Regions from separate parts of the Homo sapiens genome. Here regions 1 and 2 are each linked to region 3. Evidence: chromatin contacts called from ENCODE Hi-C or POLR2A ChIA-PET data. All regions are on one chromosome and are shown on one strand. Each heading gives the region's core, a stretch centred on a gene start or an enhancer-like site at or near the end of the contact. The rest is flanking DNA. Distances are from core to core; before and after follow the strand shown. Region 1 holds the start of ABR (ABR activator of RhoGEF and GTPase). Region 2 has its middle 23 kb from the start of ABR-AS1. Region 3 holds the start of NXN (nucleoredoxin).

Evidence for each region. A loop is a pair of places that touch in the nucleus more often than their neighbours do. ChIA-PET counts read pairs that join two places held with the same protein, here RNA polymerase II (POLR2A). Pooled maps may share reads with other maps.
Region 1: a map of CD4-positive, alpha-beta T cell shows a loop between it and region 3 (15-fold over the local background). The contact joins the promoter of ABR here to the promoter of NXN in region 3. A Hi-C loop is called at or near these places in 1 of 168 maps with a recorded cell type or tissue (CD4-positive, alpha-beta T cell), 1 of 37 single-sample maps with no recorded cell type and 5 of 50 pooled maps.
Region 2: a map of CD14-positive monocyte shows a loop between it and region 3 (7-fold over the local background). The contact joins the enhancer-like site here to the promoter of NXN in region 3. A Hi-C loop is called at or near these places in 2 of 168 maps with a recorded cell type or tissue (CD14-positive monocyte and CD8-positive, alpha-beta T cell) and 5 of 50 pooled maps. POLR2A ChIA-PET finds 5 or more read pairs at or near these places in 1 of 52 experiments (A673).

The regions. Positions count from the first base shown.
Region 1 is chr17:1,177,496-1,182,374 of GRCh38, forward strand. It overlaps ABR (ABR activator of RhoGEF and GTPase), which reads right to left and starts at 2,486. Exons shown (of 23, transcript NM_021962.5): 1 at 2,172-2,486. The coding sequence starts at 2,232. It overlaps ABR-AS1 (ABR antisense RNA 1), which reads left to right and starts at 4,132. Exons shown (of 3, transcript NR_187271.1): 1 at 4,132-4,433; 2 at 4,772-4,816. RefSeq lists an enhancer at 2,527-3,293.
Region 2 is chr17:1,201,892-1,206,748 of GRCh38, forward strand. It overlaps a transcript of ABR not described here. Among named protein-coding and RNA genes, the nearest start is that of ABR-AS1, 23 kb to the left of the region's middle. Within about 2 kb of position 1,691, at least 24 of the 41 ENCODE cell types and tissues checked have a DNase peak (open chromatin) inside an H3K27ac peak, as active enhancers do; they include A673 and CD14-positive monocyte, where a contact is called at or near this core.
Region 3 is chr17:977,183-981,901 of GRCh38, forward strand. NXN (nucleoredoxin) reads right to left here and starts at 2,594. Exons shown (of 8, transcript NM_022463.5): 1 at 2,137-2,594. The coding sequence starts at 2,496. RefSeq lists enhancers at 1,507-2,442, 3,867-4,161.

The DNA of each region.
Region 1 (4,879 bases), core at 1,236-3,735, 200 kb after region 3:
CCTAATTCCCTTTTCTGGCATTCCTCTGGTCAGGAATTTTCAAGGTGGCCTCAGGCAATTTTGCTTTTTTGCTCCAGGCGTGGGAGGAAGAGGGTGGGGTATGGAAGACTTGGAAATGATCAGCTCAGAGGAGTCTTCTGCTGCAGAGAAAGCTAGAGACAGGGTTCCATACGATTCCAGGCTTCGGGAAATAGGGAAACAAGAACTGGGTTTTGCAAAGAGCCAGAAACACTCAGGAACATAAGCACGCGTGAATCTGAGGCATTGTTATGACGGCTGTTTGCAAGCACACAGCTAAGAGAGGGCCACTAATCCTGCCTCCGGGTCAGGAGCTGATCTGCATCTGCGCTCCGAACAGATGTGTGCCCCCATTCATGCAGACGCACGTGCACGCACATGCCACACAGCCATGGGCCCTGACCTTCACCCAACGACGCTGGCCTCTGCAGGGGAAGGAGCAGATGGAGCGGCGGCACCTGGCACAGGACCTATGCCCAGGGGATCCGGCTTTGCCCCTTTGATGTTGAGAAACCAAAGCAGAATGAACCATCACAAGGACAGCTCCTGGGGGGAGGAGAGGAAGGAACATGGATGGAGGAGGAGGCGGGTGGAGAAGAAGATACAGGGAATGACCTGGACCCAAGGGGATGCTGAGGTCAGAGGTTGAATGTTGGGTACCACACAGCCTCCAGAGTAAGGCTTTGGGGCTCAAGGCATCACCCTTCTCTACTCCCCCCACCCCCCCCATATGACTTATCAAGGAACTCTAGCTGGGATGACCCTTACAAATGCCCTTGTTGGCTCACGCCTGTAATCCCAGCACTTTGGGAGGCTGAGGCAGGTGGATCACCTGAGGTCAGGAGTTTGAGACCAGCCTGGCCTCATGGTGAAACCCCATCTCTACTAAAAATACAAAAAATTAGCCGAGAGTGGTGGTGGGTACCTGTAATCCCAGCTACTCAGGAGGCTGAGGCGGGAGAATCACTTGAACCCGGGAGGCAGAGGTTGCAATGAGCGGAGATTGCGCCACTGCACTCCAGCCTGGGCGACAGAGCCGAGACTCCGTCTCAAAAAAAAAAAAAAAGAAAGAAAACGCTCCTGTTCCATGGCATCCAGTGCCTAGAATCAGGCTGAACCAGGCTCCACGTGGCCCCACGTGCCTCCCCCAACTCCTGCCTGGGAGATGTGCTGAGAGAGTGGGAGGGTCCCACTCACGTGGGCCAGGAAGGGCGAAATCCACTATGTAAGCCCAGGAGGACCCTCTTCCTAATCCCTGAGAGCTTTCGGGAAAGGTGTCTCAGGGAAGGGTGGGGAGAAGGGGCGGTGCCTTTCTAGCAACGGAGCAGGAGCAAGGTGCGGTGGTGGGGGCGGGGGGCGGCTCTCGGTTCGCCCCAAGCCCCCCCACACCATTACCCGTGATCAGTTACGCATCCCCCGGGGCCATGCAAGAGCAATCACATGATCCAGAGAGATTTGGGAGCGAGGGGGTGGAGAACTCGAGAAGGTTTGTTTTTTTTTTCTTCTGAGGGTGGTGGTGATGATGAGGGTGGGGGTGGTGATGAGGCTGGCAGGAAAGATTGCTGAGCCCGGGATTTTCAGCTCCCGCATCCAAACGGCCCCCGCGGATATCTGCACCCCCCGTCTCCCCTCCCACCCGATCCCACCCCAGCACCGAACCCCTGGGCCCTGAACCACACATGACCCGGTGCCCCTGGGGTGGCAAACTCGGGTGCCAACGACTGCTCCCAAAACGGCCTTTCGGCTTCAGCCTGGACAGAGAAGCTGCCGGTCCAGGGGCGGGGGCAGCACCCAGAAGGGCCTCCCTCCCCTGAGGCTCGCGGAGGCCGGGTTCACAACAGGTGGGAGGGGGGACGCAGCTCTCGGCTCGGTCCGCCCACGGTCCCCGCCCCCGGACCGCAGGAATCCTCTCTGGGGACCCCCCGCCCGCGCCCCCCAGACCAGCCCGGCTCCTGGGTCCCGACCCCGATCCCGATTCCCAACCCGACCCCGATCCGGACCCCGATCTCGCCCCCGCCCGCGCTCCCCGGACCAGCCCGGTGCCTGGGTCCCGATCCCGATCTTGGGGTCCCGATCCCGATCCTGGGGTCCCGATCTCCATCCTGGGGTCCCGATCCCGATCCTGGGGTCCCGCCCCCGCCCGGCACACGTACTGCTGTAGAGGGTGTCGATCCAGGACAGGCGCGGCAGGCCCCGGTGGCTGAGCGGCTCCATCCCGCGGCGGCGGCTCGGTCAGATCCGAAACCCGACCCTCATCGCGCAACAAAGGAGGGAGAGCGGGCGGGAGCCGGGGGAGGCCGAAGTTGCGAGCGCGGAGGGGCGAGGAGGCCGGGAACCAGGTCCCCGGGAGGAGCGCGGGGCGGCCGGGGCAGGGGCGAGGGCGGGGCGGGAGCCCCCAAAACCCTCCCGAACCCTCCCGGCCCCAGCGGCCGCGCCGAGCCCAGCTGCGGATCCCGGAACCGATGAGCAACTTCGCGGGGGGCGGGGCGGGGGTGGGGCTTCGTGGTGGGGCGGGGCTTTGGTGCGGGGGCGGGGCTTTGGTGCGGGGGCGGGGCGGGGAGGGACCAATCGGCTCGAGGCTCCGCCCTCCGCAGGACGCCCCCGGCCGGGCTAAGGGGGCAGCGGGGCTCCGGCGCTGGGCGAGGAGGGGCCGCGGGGGTCTCGGGGGGTCTCCAGGCGGCGGCGCAGACCCAGGTCCCCCTCGTCCCCCCCGCGCCGGGCTCAGCAGGATCCTGGCGATCCGCAAACCAGGTGCCGTGGGGGGCCCGGGAGCCCACAGGGGTGACATCACCTCCCGCCCGGGATCTCCAAGCGCGGCTTCGCGGGCGGGAGCGGCGGCCGGGCCCCTCCCCAGCCAGACCCGCTGCGGGACCCACGGGGTGAACGTCCTGCGCGCCGCGGGACGCGCCTCTCTCCTCCCGAACCTTCCCCCGCTCGTCCCTTTCCACACCCCTGACCTCTGAGCGCGGCCGTTCCCGCCACACATGGAGGGGGGCGGGTGGAGACCCGGGAGGACCGAAGTCACGGGGGCTGTGGGGCCAGGACAGTCCCACATGTGCCCCTCCTGGGCGGAGGACAAACTGGAGCCAGGAGAAGCCCCAAGGGCTCCACGCGTTCCCCTCCAGGACCCCTCCTGGGGACCCCGAGCCGCGGCCTGGAAAGCCCATCGTGTTTGCATCATCACCTAGAAATGGTGGGAAGTCGGGTCAAGAGGCCTGAGAAATGACCGTTTAGAGACGAAATTCCCTCTAAGGAAGACCCCCTCGCCCAAGGGCAGTGAAGAGATTGGGGGCCCCATGCCTGTCTCCTGTGGGCTGATTCTGTGGGAGCCATGGCAGCTTCCCCACAGACCTCTTTGGGCCAAGCGACCCTGGAGCAGGGAAGGACAGGAGGGGAGTCAGGCCAGGGGGGTCCAGGGCAGTGGGGCTGAAGCCCCTTCCTGAACCCAGGGAAAGGGAAGCAGTGGGGCCCACCCAGGGGGCCCGGTACCCCAGATAGTGACATTTCAGATACCGGAGCTGTCTCCACCCCACCCCATCCCCAGGCAGCTTAAGGGGAAAACTTCTGGGAGCCCAGCCCTACAGAGGCCTACCAGGAAGGTTAAGTCAGCCTGGCCTTTGCCGGGGGCAGTGTGGTCGGCACCCGCAGAACGCTGGAGGGGTGTGGGGGTCGGTCCTCATCACTCCAAACAGACACACACACATCTAGTTCTTAAGGGGAGAAGCAGCTCCTCCCCCAGGATGCTGAGAGGAAGCCCCATAAGCTGCTTGGGCAGAGGCCTCTGCAGCTGCCCCAGGGGAGATGGGGGTCACCCACTCATCACAGGCTGGGGAGCCCCTGGGAGACGCACAGGATGATGCTCTGGGTGGGGAAGCCTCTACAGGTGGCTGCAGCAGAAGTGGTTTTCAATATTATTAGCCCGTCCCTGCGTCCCCAGGGCTCCCTCCGCCCCAATCCTCCTGGCTCAGGCACCAGCGCTGTCTCTTGCCGCCCCTCCCTGCAGCTGTCACCCTCCCACCGTCCCTGACTAGCACACAGGATTGGGAGGGCCAAGCAGGCACCTGGAGCTTGGCAGGGAGGGGGCGTGCATCTCCAATGAGACGCTCCAGAAATAGAGCTTCGGCATGGGAAGGGAACGAGCAGGCTCTCGGAGGACCGCGAGGCCGGAGGAGCCATGAGGGGCCAAGGGCATCTCTTCTTCCCACCTGGAACTCTCGGAAGACAGCCCAGGGGAAAGGTGGAAACGGGCGTGAGCTGCCGCCACCAGGAGCCACCAGCCCAGGAGGCAGCAGCACCGTCCCCTCCTCAAAACAACAACAAGCAAGAACGCTCGGGCCCTCTCCCCACACTGTGGGGTTTTCCTGATGGCCACATCCGGCGCTGACTGTGAGGGAGCTATGGATGTATGCTTCTGCGTGAGTCACATACATTTGCGTACATTTTACATTTTTATCTACAAAGGCTTGAACAAGCTATTTTCAGCATCCTCCAAGCTAAAATGTGGCAGTTGCTTTCCTTCGCGTTGCCATAGTTTGCTTTTTTCTGTCTACATTCTGTCCAATCCTGGCACTCTCGGACCCTCCACTCCACAACACGATAGAGGGTAGAGGGAGAGACAAATCTTGAGGGCTCTACAGAGGAAACTTCTGATAACGAACACAGAACACCGACTGTGTGCCCGGCTTAGCGTTTCGTTCACTAGCGTGATCTCACCGTGAATGTCACTGTTATCTCTGTTTTCTCCATTTTCCAGGTCAGAAAACCGAGGCCCTGAGCAGCTGAGTAACCCACTCAGAGGGTAAGTGAGGGCTGGGACTTGAACCCTGGCACTCTGTTCATGCTCTTTTTCTGTTTGTTTGTT
Region 2 (4,857 bases), core at 441-2,940, 220 kb after region 3:
TGCTCTCGATCTCCTGACCTCGTGATCCGCCCGCGTCGGCCTCCCAAAGTGCTGGGATTACAGGCGTGAGCCACCGCGCCCATCCTGCTTACTAGTGTTTCTTAAAAAGTCAAAGCAACGCTATTCTTCATAAGTGTGTTCCTCCCATACTTTGCTATTCAAGAGCAGCTAGATTAAGAGAAAGAAGATCCATCTAGAAAAACATAATCCCTTTGCCTCCTTTTATTTATTTATTTTTCGAAACAGAGTCTGGCTCTGTAGCCGCTCTGTTGCCCAGGTTGGGGCACCACCATGCCCAGCTAATTTTTGTATTTTTAGCATAGATGGGGTTTCCCCATGTTGGCTAGGCTGGTCTCCAACTCCCGACCTCAGGTGATCCACCCCCTTCGGCCTCCCAAAGTGCTGGGATTACAGGTGTGAGACACCGCACCTGGCCCAAGAACCTCTTTATAACAGATGCAGCCATACCAGAGCCCCAGAGCGCACATTCAAAAGAGAATCTCCAACCTCTTATTACTCATCTTAGATCACTCATTCTAAATTGCAAATTCAAAGGGGATCCCGGCTGTCTCTTTCCTATACTCTTCAGCGAACAGTCCCCAAACACACACGTGCCCACTCATGATGAAGTTGCATTCAGAGTATTTCCCCTATGGACAAAGAGGCTCAGATTCCTGACCCTCTTCTGAAAGGCCCCAGCTGCCCCCTTTTCACATCTTCACATATGAGCTGGCAGCAAATGTTGCATGAAATGAAGACCCTGTTAGGAAAGGGAAGGTGATCCATAGCCATCTACTCCTAATCCGCTGACCCTTGATGAAATAGGCCTAGGTTTAGGGTTAGGAAACACTGCGGCTAGAAACAGAGACCTTGGAGACAAATGGCCCTCTTGTTTCAACAAGGAAGCTTCTACTGCTTGGGAGAAAGTGGTCAGCTCAGCTCTCCTCGAACCCTACTATTTAGGTTGGTGCAAAAGTAATTGCTGTTTTTGCCATTACTTTTTTTTTTTTTTTAAGATGGAGTCTTGCTCTGTCCCCCAGGCTACAGTACAGTGGTGTGATCTCGGTTCACTACAACCTCCGCCTCCCGAGTTCAAGCAATTCTCCTGCCTCAGCCTCCCAAGTAGGTGGGATTAAAGGCATGCACCACCACGCCTGGCTAATTTTGTATTTTTAGTAGCGACGAGGTTTCATCATGTTGGCCAGGCTGGTCTCGAACTCCCGACCTCAGGTGATCCGCCCGCCTCGGCCTCCCAGAGTGCTGGGATGACAGGCGTGAGCCATCGCGCCCAGCCCCATTCCTTTTAAAAGGTCTTTCACTTGCCGGTGTGAGCAGAGGATCCTGGGGAGACTCCTTGGAAGGGGCTTCGGATCCAGCCAGGCTCCCGCGCAGTCCTCAGGGGGCGTGGCCCGGCTCGTGGGGGCGGAGTCCATGGGGGGCGGGGTCCGCGGGGAGGAGCCTGCGGGGCGGTCCCCCGTGGGGGCGGGGCCTTGAGGGGGCGGGGCCCGCGGGGGGCGGAGTCTGCGGGGGCGGGGCCCGCGGGGACGGAGTCTGCGGGGGCGGGGCCCGCGGGGACGGAGTCTGCGGGGGCGGGGCCCGCGGGGACGGAGTCTGCGGGGGCGGGGGCCGCAGGTCCTGGTCACGTGATGAGGCTGCGGTAAGTCGCCCGGGCTGCCTAGTCCTCCAGGCGCGGTTAATCCAGTCGGGAACCCCTGAGTCACCGCCCGCCGCCGCTGCGAGGAGCCCGGCGAGTGTTCGGCCTCGGTTTCTGAGGTTTCGGCGGGAGCGGTGATGCAGACGCCTTCAGGGCCCGGGTCGTGTCCGTGACTCGCGCAGGAAGGCGGATGGCGCCCCCCGGGCCTGCCTACACCCTGGGAACCTCGCGGGGCGAAGGGGGCTCGGGCGCTCTCTCCGCGTGGCGAGAGACCCGCCAGGGGGTGTGGCGTGAGTGTGTGTCCCGCCAGGACGTTCCGGTGGCGCCGCCTGACGCGGGAGGAGAAACCAGCTCCAGCTCCTCATCTGGATTTTACATAAATCCATGGCTCAAAGTGCTTTCCTGTCCGGACCTCGGTGCCGGCTTCACGGGGGAAATCCCTGGAGCCGAGGGGAGGGCACGAGAAACCACCGACCCCCGGCCCACGGGCCAGCCCAGTCCACTCCTCCCGGCCTCTCCCTCATCTCGGCCTGGGCCCCGCAGAAGCCACCACCAGGGCTCCTGGATTCCACCAGGGGCATCTTAGTCCCCAGCGGGGCATTTAAAGACTTAATGTGGGCCGGGCGCGGTGGCTCAGGCCTGTCATCCCAGCACTTTGGGAGGACGAGGCGGGCGGATCACCTGAGGTTGGGAGTTCGAGACCAGCCTGGACGGCATGGTGAAACCCCGTCTCTACTAAAATACAAAACATTATCCGGGCGTGGTGGTGCGCGCCTGTAATCCCAGCTACTCGGGAGGCTGAGGCAGGAGAATCGCTTGAACCCGGGAGGCAGAGGTTGCAGTGAGCCGAGATTGCGCCACTGCGCTCCAGCATGGGCGACACAGCGAGACTCTGTCTCAAAAAACAAACAAACAAAAAAAATGAGAAACATGGGTTCAAACTACAGTCCTGAGCCATATGACCTGAAAGGACTATATATACAAAGGTGGTCCAGAAGATTATAATCCTGTATTTTTTCCTGTACCTTTTGTACGCTTAGACGTGTTCAGATACACAAACATTTTCCATTGTGTTACAACGGCCTATAGTATTCAGTATAGTGACCTGCTATACAGGTTCGTACCTAGGAGCAGTAAGCTGTCTATATCATATATCATATCTATATCACATAGTGGGCTATACCATTGAGCCTACTATGTACCTGGGCTGTATGTTAGTATTTAGGTTTGTGTGAAATATACAGCCAGGTGATTTTTGTATTTAGGTTTGTGTAAAATATACTATGATGCTTGCACAACAGTGAAATCATCTACACATTTCTCAGAACCTCTTTTTTTCTTTTCTTTTTCTTTTTCTTTTTTTTTTTTTTTTTTTTGAGACTGAGTCTCGCGCTATCACCCAGGCTGGAGTGCAAGGGCGTGATCTCGGCTCACTGCATCCTCTGCCTCCTGGGTTAAAGTGATTCTCCTGCCTCAGCCTCCCAAGTAGCTGGGATAACGGGTGCACCACCACGCCCGGCTAATTTTTGTATTTTTAGTAGACATGAGGTTTCACCATGTAAGCCAGGCAGCTCTCAAACTCCTGACCTCAGGTGACCCGCCCACCTCAGCCTCCCAAAGTGCTGGGATTGCAGGCCTGAGCCACCATACCCGGTTTTATCCCCATTATTAAGAGACTGTAATGAGCTCTGGGCCCTTTGGCACATTACCCAATATTCTTAAGCCTTAGTTTTCTCATACATCAAATGGGGGCTAATAATACAAACCTCTCTGGTTGTGAGAATAAATGAAACAGTGCACAAATGAGATACAAATACTTCTAAGCATGCCGTGAAAGGCCTGAGAATGTATCATCTGTAACAGCCTGTTCTGTAGGCTCCTTCTGGAGAGAGGAGTGGGGTCGGGGGGAGAGGTGACAGGAAATGACAGGCTTCATTTCCAAGATTTCAGTAGCGTTTGAATCTTTTCTATTGAAAATGCATTGGCTGGGTGCAGTGGCTCACGTCTGTAATCCCAGAACTTTGGGAGGCCAAGGCAGGAGGACTGCTTGACCCAGCAGTTTGAGACCAGCCTGGACAACATAGTAAGACTTCATCTCTACAAAAAATACCAAAATTGGCCAGGCGCGGCGGCTCACGCCTGTAATCCCAGCACTCTGGGAGGCCCAGGCGGGCAGATCACAAGATCAAGAGACGGAGACCATCCTGGCCAACATGGTGAAACCCCATCTCTGCTAAAAATAGAAAAATTAGCTGGATGTGGTGGTGCATGCCTGTAGTCCCAGCTACTCAGAAGGCTGCGGCAGGAGAATCACTTGAACCAGGAGGTGGCGGTTGCAGTGAGCTGAGATTGCGCCACTGCACTCCAGCCTGGCGCCAGAGCAAGACTCCGACTCGAAAAAAGAAAAAAAAAATACAAAAATTAGCTGGGCGTGGTGGCGCGCACCTGTAGTCCCAGCTACTTGGGAGGCTGAGGCAGGAGAATTATTTGAACCCAGGAGGTGGCGGTTGCAGTGAGCTGAGATCGCGCCACTGCCCTCCAGCCTGGTGACAGAAGGAGACTCCGTCTCAAAAAAAAGAGAAACAAAATTAGCTGGGTGTGGTGGCACACTCGGGAGGATCACTTGAGCCAGAGAGGTTGAGGCTGCAGTGAGCTCTCATGTGACCACTGACGTCACATCACTGTGATGGGTTAGACACTGATGCGTTTATAGTGTAACTGCCACGTGACTGGGTTGTTGCGTGCACAACCGAGCATCCCTTGACCCCTTAGATCACACAGGGTTTATCCCAGGAATACAAGCCTAGCTCAATATTAGACAATCTGCATGATTCACTACATTAATTTATTATTATTAATATTAGAGACAGGTTCTTGCTCTGCCACCCAGGCTGGAGTGCAGTGGCACTATGACAGCTTACTTGCAGCCTTGGACTCCAGGGCTCAAGCGGTTCTCCTGTCTCAGCCTCCTGAGTAGCCAGGATGACAGGCATTTGGAAACTGAAAAGTGGAAATAACCAGCTTTCGTTTCTGGGCTGCAGCTTGTTTAGTGCCACATCTTGGAGAAAGCTCTGTGCTTGTGGTTAGATGGGTTGATCTTGAATGGCCAAGGTGGGTGGATTGCTTGAGTCCAGGAGTTTGAGGCTAGCCTGAGTTGGTCTGCAAACCAGCTCACCAGATATTGGGTTTCACCATGTCTCCAA
Region 3 (4,719 bases), core at 1,344-3,843:
TTTGTTCACGACCAAGGAAAGAAACTACCTCCTTGAAAACTGGACTGGTTTTAGAGAATAAAGTATAGGATGTGAGTCAGAAAAACTCTGGGCCAAAAAATAAAATGTTTAAGATGCTAACGCACCAGGGTTTGGGCACGTCCAGCACTCTCAACGGTATTTTCAAATGAGAGTCTGCCCTGTGTCATCCAGGTTCTCATCATGGAGGAATCAGCAGGTCCAGGCTAGGGCCGCAGAATACTTTTTGTCATGCAAAGAGCCTGTCCAGGGTATAGAGAGCCAGCCATGGCCCATGTCCTATCAAATATTCTCCTTTTTCGGAAAAAGCTCTAAGCATTTGCAAAACATCTGTTTGCTCCATATTTTTACTATCCAAAAAATGTATTTCCTCTTCAGTAAAAAACACAACAATAGGCTGTTAAGCCTGTAACATTTTACCATAATTCTATGTTTTCAAAAGCTAGAAATCATTTGTATTGCCGGATAAGGACATTATTTTAAGTAGACTTTAGTCTACAACAGAAACTTGCCGTAACAATGAAAATGTTTTTTGGCAAATCCCTTTCTGAACATTATTTCTCCACGAACGTATCACAAAAACCACCACCAAGGAAAACAAAGGATTCTCGTATTTTGAATCAAAAAGTACTGGCCATGCATATTCATACTATATCAAGCATGTCAATCAAAATGGGCAAAATAACCTAAAAAGCAGTAAAAATGCCAACTCTTGCCTCTGAGTGGTTAGTGAACCTATGTTTTCCCAATATGAAATTTACAAACTGCATCGGATCAACTGTATTTCATACTTTAAATCTCGAATCTCTACCTCCCACTGCTTCGGGATGGATGATTTACTCAAGACATTTGGGGTCACAGTGTAAGCCTTTTGCTCCCAGTAAATCTAAATCATGCTTCTCAACAAGATTCTGCACATATAAAAGGAACACGTGGCACGCCTCGCCATGCTCCCCAGAGGAAACTAAACGCCCCCAGAATAGCCCTTCTGTCCACTCCAGAAACAGGCTTTCCTCAAAAAGGGAAAGGGGCTGGATTCACACGTTGCATCATATACACTCACGAAGCAACAGCGCTCCAAAACTTTTTCTGACTCCATTCATTACAAAATGTCCTGGATGTGCTTTATTATCACAGAGACAGACATCCTCACCCAAGGGACACACTCAGAAACCCAAACTCAACTCGGCAGCAAACTGGGAGACACGAGAAGTTGACAGCAAAGTATCCATTTCCCCAAATCCTCCTTCTTCCAGTCAATGTGCATCGATGGGGTCAGCTCAGCCCTTAACTCGAAGACCCCGGGACCACAGGGGCCACCACGCAGCTGAGCTCTGCACAGCCCGGGCTGTTCCCGCGCCCGGGAGGCGTCTGGGGAGGAGGCTGGACGGCCAGACAATGCAAAGCTCCCCGGTGGCCGCGAACTCAGCCTGGGGCGGGGGAGGCGGGGGCGGGAGACGGAGCCGTGAGCGCCCTTCTCGGCCACAGCCACGGCCACGGTCACCGGCCGCCTCTCCTGACCTCGGCCTCGGCCCCCAGGTCCCCGGTCCCCGGGGAAGGGGCTCCGGGAAGGCAGGTTTCTCCCGGAAAGAAAGGAAACGCGCTGGTTTGGGCGCCACGGGCGGGGGGCGTGCGCCCTCCCCTCCCCTCCCCTCCCCACTGTGGGAATCCGCGGGGGTCGGCGGCGGAGGCAGGAAGGGCCTGGCGCCTCTGCTCGCGGGTGAAGGGGTCGCGGAACCGGGATCCCCGAGCGCAGCCGCCCCCACCCGAGGCTCCCAGCGTGTGCGGACGGAGGGGCTCGAGCCGGGATCCCGGGGGCCGAGGGGGGTCCAACTTTCCAGGGCGGGCGCAGCGCAGCACTCGAACCAAAGAGGGGTCCTGGGATGAGGGTGCGGGCACAGCGCGGAAGGGGGGGGGGCAGAGGCGGGGACGGCGGGGTGGGGGGCGGGGAGAGGACAGTGGGTCGGGGGGCGGGGGACTGGGGGCAGGGGTCGGGGGGTGGAGGGCGGGCAGGGGGACAACGGGGTTGGCGGAGGGCAGGGGTAACGGGCGTGGGGGGCGGGCAGGGGTAACGGGCGTGGGGGGCGGGCAGGGGCCGGCGAGGCCCGCGCCGCTCACCTTCCTGTGCTTCTCCTTGTAGGGCAGCGCCAGCCACGGCATGTCCCGCACGAAGTCCTGCCACTGCCGCTGGTCCTGGTCCGAGGACACGAAGACGATCTCCAGGCGCCGCCGCGGCTCGGGCTCCGCCGCCGCCCCGGCCCCCGCTCCCGGCCCCGGCCCGGCCGCCGCGTCCCCCCGCAGGCGCCCGTAGAAGGCGGCCAGGCTGGCGCTGAGCTGCGCGCAGGGGGCGCTGAGGCTGCAGCCGAAGTAGAGACCCAGCAGCGAGATGCCGCGGGCGCCCAGCGAGTGCACGTCCACCTCCTCGCCGCCGCCCGTCACCAGCTTCTCGCCGAGCAGCTCCTCCAGGAAGCCCGACATCCTGGCCCACCGCAGGGCGGGCAGGCGGCTGCGACCCCGCTCCACGGTCCGCGCGGCGGGAGGAGGCGGCGGCGTCGGCGGCAGGCGCTGGGGAGAGCAGAGCCCGGCCCAGTAGGGCCGCCCACGCCACGCCCCCTCCGCCTGCCCGCGCCACGCCCCTTCCCCCGCCCTGCCACGCCCCCTCCGCGGCCCGCGCCACGCCCCTTCGGCTGCCCTCGCCACGCCCCTCCGCCCGCCCTCGCCACGCCCCCTCCGCCCTCGCCACGCCCCGTTTGCGGCCGGCGGTGGCCAGAGCTCTCCGCCCAGGCGGGGTCCGCAGCTGCCGGCCGCGGTGCGCGGGGTGACTGCTTGGGCGAGAAGCCGGACCCGAAACGCCGCACTCTCCCTGGAAAGCCCACGGCCGAAGTGAAGAAAGGAGAAGGGCCCGCTGAGCCGGCGCTTTCCCGGGCTGCAGCCCGGCCCGCATTTTCTCTCCTCCCCAGTTCTAAATTCCCTCCAGACCTCCAGGGATCCCGCCCCCTCCCCGCGGAGCTCTTCACCCTCTTCCTGTTCCTCCCCGGCCTTTCCCTCCTCCTCTCCCTGCACGAAGCCTGACCCTTAGGCCGCTCCGGGCCCCACTGACCCTGAGATGCTTATAGGACCCGCCGTCCTCACTGCATCAGGCCGGGCCTGGCTGGACACTGACTCCTCTGTGTGTTCCAAGCTGTTCTAAGGGGGCCGAGGACGCCCTCGCAGCTTCTGGTGGGGTCTGGTTAGGGTGCCAGGTCTCAGTGTGGGATTTCCGTCCAGGGGTCGCCGGGGCCTCTCCCCCCAGCGAATCTGTCTTCCAGCCCCACAAATGGATGCAAAGGACGCCGCGGGGCCTCCAGACCAATGCTGGCCGCGCTCCTGAATCCGCTCCATCCTCATGTCAAGTCTATGGATAGTTGAGAACATTTCTAGAGATTTTTTTTTTCCTACCAGCTGGCAGGATGCTCCCCAATGCTTAGGGAGAAGCTGGATTAAACAGGTGGTCTGGGCCGGGCGCGGTGGCTCACGCCTGAATTCCCAGCACTTTGGGAGGCCGAGGTGGGTGGATCACAAGGTCAGGAGTTCGAGACCAGCCTGGCCAATATGGTGACACCCCCCCCCCGCCTCTACTAAAAATACAAAAATTAGCGGGGTGTAGTGGCAGGCACCTGTAATCCGAGCAACTCAGGAGGCTGAGGTAGGAGAATGGCGTGAAGCCGGGAGACGGAGGCTGCAGTGAGCCGAGATCGCTCCATTGCACTCCAGCCTGGGCAACAGAGCAAGACTCCGTCTCAAAAAAAACAAAAAAACAGGTGGTCCGTGGCGAGTACTCTGGCCACGCAGCGCCTCCCCCCAACCCAACCCACTGGTGCACGAAGCAGGTGCAGATCCGGGCCCAGCCACAGTAACAGGCCGCCGGTGTGGATCAGCTACTGACGACTCAGCGAAAGCAAAAAAATAAAAGCTGAAAACCCGCCCCTCTCAGAGCTTCCACCGCCGCTTCGGAGGATATTTCCTGTGCATCCATCGCCACCTAATGGAAAGAGTGAAAAATGAGGCCGACCAAACTCCATTTGTGAAAAGACACTGCCGGGACACCAGGCACAATGCTTTTATTTTACAGCAGCTTTCCACATACACAAATGATAGGACGCTTTGCGGGAGCTAATTTAAACCTCAGAATAGAACTTCAAGCTTTTGGCACAAAACGTAAGTGTTCACATCGAAGGTTCTCCGTTTTTCTAGGGTAGAATAAGGAATGGTGCAGGGTTCCAGCTTGGTGAAATGTTACCATATAAAACAATTGGGAGAGGTGGAGATGGGAGCGGAAAGTGGACTGGCGTCTCTACAAGTTATATCCACTTCCTTAGTCACCTGCTGGTATTGCTAATGACACAGGTAAGATCTTAGATGGAGGACCGCCTTCGAACACCCTAGAATCCTACTGCAAAGTCGAATTCCACCTTAATTCTCAGGAGACTTTCATGCTGAAAGTCTGTGCCACTGTAGGGACAATATTATAAAACACACACAGAAAGCATCACTTTTTAGTGAAAACTTTATTTATTTATTTATTTATTTATTTATTTATTTTGAGACAGTGTGGGCGGCAGGCCACCCAGGCGCTGAGGCAAGAGACCGAGGACACAAGCCGTTCCAGTGTAATAAAATATAAAATAAGAATAGTTATACCAGATATAGATCTTAGATAGG